Regions from separate parts of the Mus musculus genome. Here region 1 is linked to region 2. The links are chromatin contacts, found by POLR2A ChIA-PET in ENCODE. All regions are on one chromosome and are shown on one strand. The core of a region is the stretch at or near the end of the contact, and the rest is flanking DNA. Distances in the headings are between cores, read along the strand shown.

Region 1 (4,853 bases), core at 477-2,976, 37 kb before region 2:
CAGTAAAGTTCTCCACACTGGACAGCGCTGTCCCTTGGTGCAGAGTCCCCAGCGCGGCGGACGAGGACACGGAGGAGGCGGCGGCCGCGGCGGCGACCACGAGCGAGCGGGTGAGCGCGACGGCGGGACCAGCAGCCGCCTGTACTGCGCAACCCCCGCCCCCGGGTCCCGGGGCGGTCCCGCTGGCGGCCCCGGACGAGACGTGCGCCCCGGCGGCCGCGGGACCCCGAGTGCGCCCGATGAGGCTCTCGATGGAGAAGGGCGAGCGTGCGAGCGCTGCGGCGCCCGGGCCTCCCGCCTTGACTGCGGCCGCCTGCAAAGGGCCGGGCAGGGCGGCAGCCAGCGCGTGTGACCGGTAGCCGAAGGCGGTCCGCGCCAGCTCGGCGGCCGCACCGGGAGGCGGCGGCGGAGGAGGAGGAGGCGGCGGGGGCGAGTGCGGATGGAAGGCGGCGGCGGCTGCCGCGGCGGCGGCAGCGAAGAGCGCGGAGGGCGGCGCGCAGGGTGGCAGCTGCAGGCCGTAGGCGCAGCCGTAGGCTCCGTAGCCGCAGGCGGGCGGTGGCGGCGGCGGCGGGAAAAGCGCGGCGCCCGGGTCCCCTGCGCCCGCCGCCGGCCCCGCACCGCGCAGCAGCAGCGCCTCGGCCGCCGCGTGGGGAGCGAGTAGCGGCTGGCGCTTGAAGCGCTTGCGGCGCCGCAGGAAGCTGCCGTTGTCGAACATATCTGCGGACTCCGGGTCGAGCGTCCAGTAGTTGCCCTTGCCCGGGTTGCCCGGTTCGCGCGGGATCTTGACGAAGCAGTCGTTGAGCGACAGGTTGTGACGGATGCTGTTCTGCCAAGCGGGGAACTTCTCCCGGTAGTAAGGGAAGCGGCTGCTGATGAACTCGCAGATCTCGCTGAGCGTCAGGCGCTTCTTGGGGCTCTGCAGGATGGCCATGGTGATGAGCGCGATGTACGAGTAGGGCGGCTTCACCAGCGGATTCTTAGCGCCCCCGCCCGTGCCCGCGCCCGTACCACCTCCCGCGCCGCCTCCCGCTCCGGCGCCGCTGCAGCCGCCCGACCCGGTCCCCGGGGCGGGCGCAGGACCCGGAGGCGCGGGGGACGCGGCGGGCCGGGAGGCCAGCAGCAGGTCATCGTCGTCCTCCTCCTCCAGGTCCTCGAGATCGTCCTCCCCGGCGTAAGAGCGCCTCCGCCGCTGGGCCGAGCTCGGCAACCGGGACCCGCCGCCGCCGCGGCCGCCGCCGCCCTCGTCGTCATCGTCCTCCTCCTCCTCGTCGTCCTCGCCCTCCCCCACCACGTCGATGTCTGTCTCCTCCGCGAGGCCGGAGGCATCGGACATCTCCGTGCTCAGGGTCATAGCTGGGGCGGCGCGGTGGCGCGGCGGCACATAGGGGCACCGGGCTCCCGGCTCCCTGGCCTCCCCAGGCCGATCCCGGAGCGGCGGACCCGGAGCGAGGACGCCACTCTGCGACGCGCGGCTGCAGGAGGTGGCTGGGGCCGCTCCGCTCCGCTACTTGGCGAGCAGGGCTGTGCGAGGTGTTTGCGCTCCCCGGCTCGGCGGGCACCGGGTGGCGGGCGCTCTAGACTTGACCTTTTCCACTGTGGTCCCTTTAGCCCGGTTAGTCCAGGAGGGGGTGGCTGGACCCTGGCGGGCCAGTCGGTGTCGGGCGCCCAGAAGGGCGCGGGAGGAGTGAGAATCTAGAAACGGAGCTCGGCAAGGCCAGGGCTGAGTCCAGAAGAGGGCGGACCTTGTCTGTGCTTATAGCAGAAGGGGGCCTGTCACATGGTGTGCACGTCAGAGCGCGGCCCAGGGAAGGAAAAGAAAGGCGAGGGAATCGGCGTGTAGGAAGAGAAAGTTCACCCGCAGGAGGGGCAGCAGCAAGAGTTGGAGACTGAAGCCCACTATTTCTTGCCAAGATATTGGCTATCCTGAATCCCACCCTAGCCAGCCGCGAGCCGACCCGAGAGCTACAGGAGTTCAAACCCCCAGCCTTATTCTCCCGGATTAGCCCTCAACCCTAATCTCAAGCGCTCCGGGGACGCTTCGATTGGACAACCCAGTGGCCTGTAGGAGTCATCCCACTGGGGACAACTGCTCTATGTGTGAGGTGCTCACTGGAATATTGAGCGAGGGAGTCTGGTAGGGTGTCCCAGCTCTCTGGACTGGGCCAGTCTCCGCCTGTGGAATCTGATGAAAAATCCCCCATTTTGAGCACGGTAATAATTGTTTATTGACCCTTTAACCCTTTCCCTTCGGTTCTTCTCCAAAGACGTTTGTTTTCCGCCATCTGTTAATAAAAATGCGGTTAGGCTGGCGTTTTGGTCATTTATCTGCAATTGAATGCCCTAGAGACTTGACAGCTAAACTAAGCCACTCTAATGAGAGCATCTCACAAATTCCATGGGAATAGAGCAAGCAATGGTTGAATGAGGAAAAGAAATAGAAAATTGTAATGAAAACCCAAACACACACAGAAATTACACATAGCAGCAACTCAAACACTGTTGAGATGTTAGGAAAAAGAGCGCTATACTTTTCAATAAAAGGTATTTCTAAAGGAGCATTTCACACTACTTTCTAAATACTGGAATTATTATAACTTACACACAGTGTTGTTCCGGAAGGATTGATAGTAGAAAGGACAGTAGCAAAGATGAACTTTGAGATCAATTTTTTATTTTGGAAAATACATTAAATGCTTTTTATACTCTTTTTTTTAAAAAAAAACCCGACTTTTAAATTTTAAATGCAGGATGCAACTCCACTCGATTCATTTTTCTTCCAAGTGGCAAGCTAATAGGGATGATTAAAGTATTATTCTGTTTTAAGGTCACCTGTGTTTACCACCAGCTAAATGTTTTGTTCTGGCTGGCGGGAAATCCGAATAATTGTGTAATCCGAATTCATTTTGATAGCCTAGCTTTCTGGATGTTTGCCTTTTCTGAGATGTTTCGATTTCAAATAGGGAACTTTGCCTTACCAGTTTAACTTTCTGGTTAAAATCGCCATTTGCCAAGAACTGAATAAAAATTCAATGGCTTTCTCTAGGAACAATCTCAAATGCTCTGTGTGTCATTGTATCAACCAAGTGTTTCTTACTTCCTGAAGTGACTTGTTCTAACTGGTATTCATCACAAAAATAAGCTGTTGCCCCATCTAATACTTCTTTTCAAATCAGATTTCGTTTTCTCCAATGGGTAACCACCAGTTCCACTTGTAAATGGTCTGTAAAGTCTACTAGAGATCTTTAAAAGATCTATGAGAATGCCTTGCGATCTGAACGCGTTGATTTTCATTGCCTCTCATTTGATGTATGACTGGACCATCTAATTATTGTAATGGGCTCTGATTAACCTGCGCCAACATTAATCAGGCAGCGAATGCTTTGTTGATGCAGACAGGCGTCCTAACCAAGGAGTCCACTTTTACATCAAAAGTTTAAGTTTTATTAGTGCTTGCCCGATATCTAAATAAACACTATGGTTTTCGCAGTGCTGAGGGCTGCTGCGTACAAACGTATTTGAAGATGGAATACAAGAAGAATTGTTCGCAGGTTATTAGTAACGTTAGAGGAAAATCTCTCTGCTCAAGATTTGCAATTTGTCTGTCCTAGAAGGGTCTGGGAGTTGAGAGCTTATGTTCCGTTTGCAATATCGCCCCCAAAGGGTTAAAGGGCTGTTTCCTGGAAATGTTTGGGGAAACGTGGTAAATTACCTTAAAGTCACTGGCGGGGGGCGAGGAATGTGGGGATTTGCTGGATTTGACAGACCACCTCAACACACTGGGATCAATGAAGGTACAGAACAGGTAACCAGAGATTTGAGTGAGCTTCACTAAAGCCATCTTTGGGCACTCCACCAGTTTTGTTTGCTTTAGTTAAGGTACCTATAGCCCCTTAGCTGTTCAGTCCAGAAATTTCCCAGCCTGGAAACCTTGCTGGGAATTCGTGCCTTGCTCATCCTCTTTCTGCCTTCCTGGTCCCTAGCTCTCAGAATCTCCTGACTCCCTGTCTTTTCTCCAAGGATGGAAAGTCCCCCATCCCATCCCATCCCATCCCATCCCATCCCATCCCATCCCATCCCATCCCATCCCCTCAAGCTAGTACAGGGGCCAGAAATCTTTCCCAGAGGTGGGCAGGACAGCCATTTGGAACCAAGAGCCATCCCCACTCCCATCCCCCACTCCTTGGCCTGAAAGCGCGCACCAAGAAAGCAGCTGGTGGTTATCCTTGCAATGTAGGAGCTCGGCAGAACTGCCCCCTGGTGGTAGTGTGGAGTCCTGCTGTCCCTTGGGTTGGCCTGGGCACCCGGTGCCACCGGTGCCACCGTGGTGGCTAGAAAATCCCCAGAGCAGAAAGTGTCTGGTAAGGCCCTAGATCTAGTAGTCTCCTCTGAGGGACAGGGACTGAGCCCGCACAACAGGCTTCTTCTCCTTGGGGTTCGAGTTAATCAGTTTTATTCTCACAGGCTGTTTGGGTCAGGGGCCTGAACCCCCCAGAGCTGAAGTCACAGGATTTGGCACCAGCTTTGGGAAGAAGGCTCTGCCTCAACTCCCTTCATCTTTGTCACAGGCCCAGAAAATTCCTTTGAGGAGAAACTTGGGTATGTAAACTCAGAAGACAAGAATCTAAATGTGCTGGCTGATTTTATGTCAACTTGATGTAAGCTAGAGACATTTTGGAAGAGGGAACCTCAGTTGAGAAATTGTCCCTACCAGATTGGCCTGTGGACACAGCCTATGACACATGTCTTCATTGATTGATGTGTGTGTTGTGGGGGTTGGGGGTGTGGTCCAGCGCACTGTGAGTGGTGCCATTAACTGAGCTGGTGGTCCTGGGTACTATAAGCAATCAGATAAG
Region 2 (5,118 bases), core at 1,727-4,226:
AGGTAGAGCCAATCCAGTCAGGTTTAGAGGAGTTGGGAGACTGCCCAGCAAAAGGCCTAAGCTTTAACATACTAATTTTTTTTTAGTATTTTAAAATTTAACTTTTAAAATATTGAAAAGCCTACGTGCCATTATTTATATCACTGGTGGGTCCAAGATGGTCCTACTATACACTACCTGTCAACAAATGGAGAATTTGGAGAGAGGAAAAAAAACAAACAAAAACAAGAAAAAAACAATATTTCTGTGGCAAAAAGGTGAAAGAGATGTAAAAAGCAAGATTTTCCGAGACTTGGCAAGCTAACGTATAGATATCCACGTGGGAGAGACAGATACTGGAAGGAGAACACAAAGAAGTTTAATGGATGGTATGCCCATTGTGGTTCTCTGACAACTAGCACAGGAACCTGCCTGAGAGATGCCTCAGGAGAAATGCCCTTGTCACATCACCTTATGACCTCAGCTCAATCTGTGGGACCCATAGTGAAAGTAATTCAATTCCCAATAATTGTCTTCTGTCCTTTACACACACACACACACACACATGCACACACGCACATTCATCTTCAGTCATTTCTCAAAACTTCTTGTGGGTCATAATTCCCCTTAAGAATTAAGCCTGAGCTGGGCAGTGGTAGCACATGCCTTTAATCCCAGCACTCAGGAGGCAGAGGCAGGTGGATTTCTGAGTTCGAGGCCAGCCTGGTCTACAGAGTGAGTTCCAGGACAGCCAGGCTATACAGAGAAACCCTGTCTCAAAAAAAAGAAGAAGAAGCAACCTGATGTCAAGTAAATACCTGGTTCTTGCTGAAGCCAATTCAAGTTCCAGTCAGAGATGAAAATGACCATATATTTTGTTTAGACATGTCCTATGAATCAAGGAGAGCAATCATGTTTTTTTTTTTTCTCGAATTCTGTTGACAATGCTAAGTAAGCAGCTCTTGCATTGTTCTATATGAGCAGTAAAGGGTGGGAGGCAAGCCTTTACACTTGCTGTAGACAGCCGGAGCAAGTGGGAAATGGTAGTCCTGAAGACAGACCGCAAATGGTAACTTCTAGAGGAAAAGTAAAACAATAACAAAGTCCTTCGATTGTTTTTTAAAAGGCTGGTATATAAATATTAGCAAAATCTGAAGTCCTGGTGCAGCAAGGGTCAAAATAAACATCGTCTTCCTTACAGTTTGGTGATTTTCAAAATCATACAAGTCTTCTATACCATGACAGAATAGGGGAAAAGAAACTAAGTCATATTTCTTGAATATAGGCCTAAAAGATGAGACAGGTATCAGTTACATATTGTAGAGTTTTATGTAAAAATTCAGAAAATATCATGATTAGGAAGTTTCACATACTTTCAGTGTAATATGAAGAGTAAAATATTCTACAGATAAACATTTCTTTAAAAAGAACTAGTTAGCCGGGCGTGGTGGTGCATGCCTTTAATCCCAGCACTTGGGAGGCAGAGGCAGGGGGATTTCTGAGTTCGAGGCCAGCCTGGTCTAAAGAGTGAGTTCCAGGACAGCCAGGGCTATACAGAGAAACCCTGTCTGGAAAAACAACAACAAAAAAAAAAAAAAAAAAAAAACAAAAACAAAAAGAACTAGTTTTACCTTTTATCCATCATATGTAACACAGTCATGTTTTATATATTTTCTGTAGCACTGAATTCTGTTGCCTCATCTCAGTTATTTGGAGAATGGTTAGGTACTTCATAGGGTAGACAACAAGCATGGTTTTCTGAGACAAACTTACTTGTTCGGATAAAAGAAACATTGTTGTTGTTTCAAGAAAAAGAACTTGTTACAATTTTCTACATAGCAACGTAGTTGTCTCTCCCGATTTTTTAAATGACTCATCGCTGTTGCAAGAAACTCTTGTGTAAAAAGGTTTCCAAGGGGAAAAAAAATTGATTTTAGCTAGAGTATTCATTTCGGCAACTTTTCTGGATAAATTGTATTCTCTAAAAATTCTAACACAACTTTCTCTTTGGAATATTCAAAAACATTTCGTAGCTAAGATTGGAAAAAGGCTTAAGCACACAGAATTTTCACTTAACCTCTTTTTCTTTTTCGTTTTTTAATCTTCATATAGGGATTTTCTAAGGTTATCTTAAAATTTGTCTGGGAATGGTGCTAGACGACTATAATCCCAGCATTGGACAGAGGGGCTCTGAGGCCGGAGAATAGCTGTGTGCTTCAGACTAGCCAGGATTACTTATCGAGACACTTTTTAAAACAACCATCAAATTATGCAACAACAACAAAAAACAAAAACAAAAAAACAAAAAAACGACAACCACAATTCGTGCTGGAGTTCGGCAAACTTTAACTCACAGCCACGTTTTTACCCCCAAGCACGCAGGCTCAAATTCATCTTGGAAGAATTCAAGGTAAAGTTTGCTCCATCGTGAATGCTTCATGGTCGAATCCATGACGATTCGAGATCAGGGAGTCGATGGTAGAGGTGTAGAAGGGTTAAGAGGTTACAAATCTTGTTACCCTGTTTCAACCTTGAATAAACCGAATTGCTGAAGGGTGGAGATCTGGAAAGCATTCCGAACATGCTTTCTAGACATTCTGAGTCGCGATTTCTACATCACCCAAGTCACTTAATTTTGGAAAGCAACATTAGCCTGGCTGATTTCGATAGTTTTTTATTTACACCCGGCATTGAGCAGACACTGCAGCCTACTGGACAAAGCTGGACGCCCTACGGGGTGGCCACAGGGCAGACTGATTTAACCACAGCTCTACAGGGAGCCTCACTGTCCGATCTATCCGCGGCCTTTCCCAGGACCGCGGACGGCGACCGCGGGTCCCAGCTCTCCGGTGCTGCTCCCGGCCCGCCGCTGGACGAAAGGAAAGAAACAGCCGCGGACCGGCCCCCGGCTGCGCATGCGCGGCGACGCCAACTCCGCTTCCTGAATTCTGGAGGAAGTGGCGTCGCGTTACTTCCGGCCTCCCTCTAGCTGCCATCTTGCGTCCCCGCGTGTGTGCGCCTTCTCTCAGCTGGTCTGCCCGAGACCCCCTGAGCGTGAACCTTAGTTCCCCGCGCGGCGCCATTTCCACTCCGACAAGGTACAGAAAAAAGGCCGTGGACGCCGGCGTGGGAGGAGACCGGGAGTTGGGGGTGGGGCGGGCGTTTCCCGGCAGGAGCGAGGCAGGGAGGGGACGGACGGAGCTGAGGAAAGCGATGCGACGGACGGGCGCTCCCACCCAGGCGGACTCTCGGGGGCGAGGGCGAGCCAGGGGCGGCTGGCCCGGGGCCGAAGCGACGCCCTCTCTCCCTCTCGGCGGAAGCCGAGGACGGGAGTCTCAGGTACCGCGAGGCCTGCGGAGAGTGGCCGGGCCGGGCAGGCCGTGGCGAGGCCTCGGCCCAGGCCGGGCAGGGCGGCGGGGAGCGGGGGATGCTCGGTCGCCGTGGGGCTGAGCCCGAGGCCGGGCCGGGCCGGGCGGGGGAGGGGCGAGGGGCCCTGTGCGCCCCGGCGAGCCTGGAGGGGTGAATTGGGGATCCAGGCCTCAGCCCGAGGGGGACGACGTTCTCCTGCGAGTGTAGCGGGAAATAACGAGCGTGGAATGCTGGAGGGGGGGCCCGGCCGTTCTTGTTCTTGGCTGAGGATTTTTTTTTTTCCTCTCTCTTTGTAGATGAAAGAAACAATCATGAACCAGGAGAAACTCGCCAAACTGCAGGCACAAGTGCGCATTGGTGGGAAAGTAAGTTTCTTTTTTTTTTTTCCTCCTTTCTTTTTCTCTCCTCTCTCTCTTCCAAAGTTCCGTTTGCATTTCTCACGTTGTTGGGTTTTTTGTTTTTTGTTTTTTTTGTTGTTGTTGTTGTTGTTTTTGGTTTGGTTGGTTGGTTTTTTGGGTTTTTTTTGTCACTTTGCTTGGCAGGGGACATTTCGCAAAGCTAGCAAATCCAAGGGAAATGAGACCAATACTAAGAGACAAGGAGGAGATAGATAGATAGATAGATAGTAGGGGTGAGGTCGGTCATCGAGTAGAGAAGAAAATAGCACTTAAAAACGGTGCCTTGCTTGCAAGAGGTTCAGGATTATGGCGCATATAAACAAATGTTACTGGATTTTATGAATGGGGGGGAAAGTATGTTCTCTGCCAAATCTTTGTGTACCGTGTACCCTTGACTTGTACAATGTTGGGGGTGGTTATTTTGTTACCTTTGAGTTGTCCTGAGATCCAACACATGTTTTGGTACATGCTAGAGGACCTCTCAACTCCCAAACTGCATTCCCACCCCATTTTTTTTAAAAGTAAGTTAACTGAAAGTATTGGCTTTTCCTGTTCTACTTAATGATTAGGTAATTTTATTATTATTATTATTATTATGAAGATCTTCTGCTCTTCTGCATTGCTTTCTGAACTAAATGCTCAACAGACTAATTGTCTTTTTTAGGGTATTTGAGGATACCTTCCTATTTAAATTCGTGAACAGTGTTAGGTTGGGAAATCCTACCTTAGCACATGTCTTTTGTTCCTCAACCTTTGTAATTATGCTACAGTGAGAGAATGCAAATGTGTTGGCAGGTTGGTTTCTCCAAGTGGATTCTGCTCTGAAAGAATTGAACTTGGTGTTGGTGCTGGGTCCACTCCAGATGAAGAGCTCCTTAGTTTCAAGTATCGAGTTAGCACATTCCTGGTGTTTAACAGGTTGAAGCATGGAGTCTCCGAGAAACCTGTGGAGCTTCCATAGTACAAGTTTATTACCTATTAAATTGTTCTAACTTTAACTTTTACTGAAGGTAAATCTTCAGTAGTCTTCTGAGAGATAAGGAAATGTGGAACGTAACATAACATAAGTTAGGAGAGTTGGCACCAGCAGTAAGCATCCTGTTTGCCTTTGCTGGCAATTGTAGTCTTCAGTTTGCACTCAGGACATTAACCTTAGATGCTTCTCGACCTTTTAATTTTAAGGCAGAAGCCTTCAGGTGCTAGGAAAAAGCTGGGCTTGTTTTCTTTCTTTTTAGTTTCTGGAGTGATGTGCTTGTGTGCAAGGTTGTTCCTCTTTAATTACTGGGTTTTATGTTTTAGCATCATCAATACATGGAAAATGAAAGCCTTCCAAGTCAGTCTCATAGGGATACTTTGTATCTAGTCTTTGTTA

What was found. ChIA-PET counts read pairs that join two places held with the same protein, here RNA polymerase II (POLR2A).
Region 1: POLR2A ChIA-PET joins it to region 2 with 58 read pairs in Patski. The contact joins the promoter of Foxd1 here to the promoter of Btf3 in region 2. POLR2A ChIA-PET finds 5 or more read pairs at or near these places in 2 of 5 experiments (Patski and embryonic stem cell).

What each region holds. Positions count from the first base shown.
Region 1 is chr13:98,351,118-98,355,970 of GRCm38, reverse strand. Foxd1 (forkhead box D1) reads right to left here and starts at 1,726. Exons shown (of 1, transcript NM_008242.2): 1 at 1-1,726. The coding sequence starts at 1,351.
Region 2 is chr13:98,314,825-98,319,942 of GRCm38, reverse strand. Btf3 (basic transcription factor 3) reads left to right here and starts at 2,976. Exons shown (of 6, transcript NM_145455.3): 1 at 2,976-3,318; 2 at 3,645-3,713. The coding sequence starts at 3,193. Gm9828 (predicted gene 9828) reads right to left here and starts at 2,827. Exons shown (of 4, transcript NR_137279.1): 1 at 2,334-2,827; 2 at 798-869.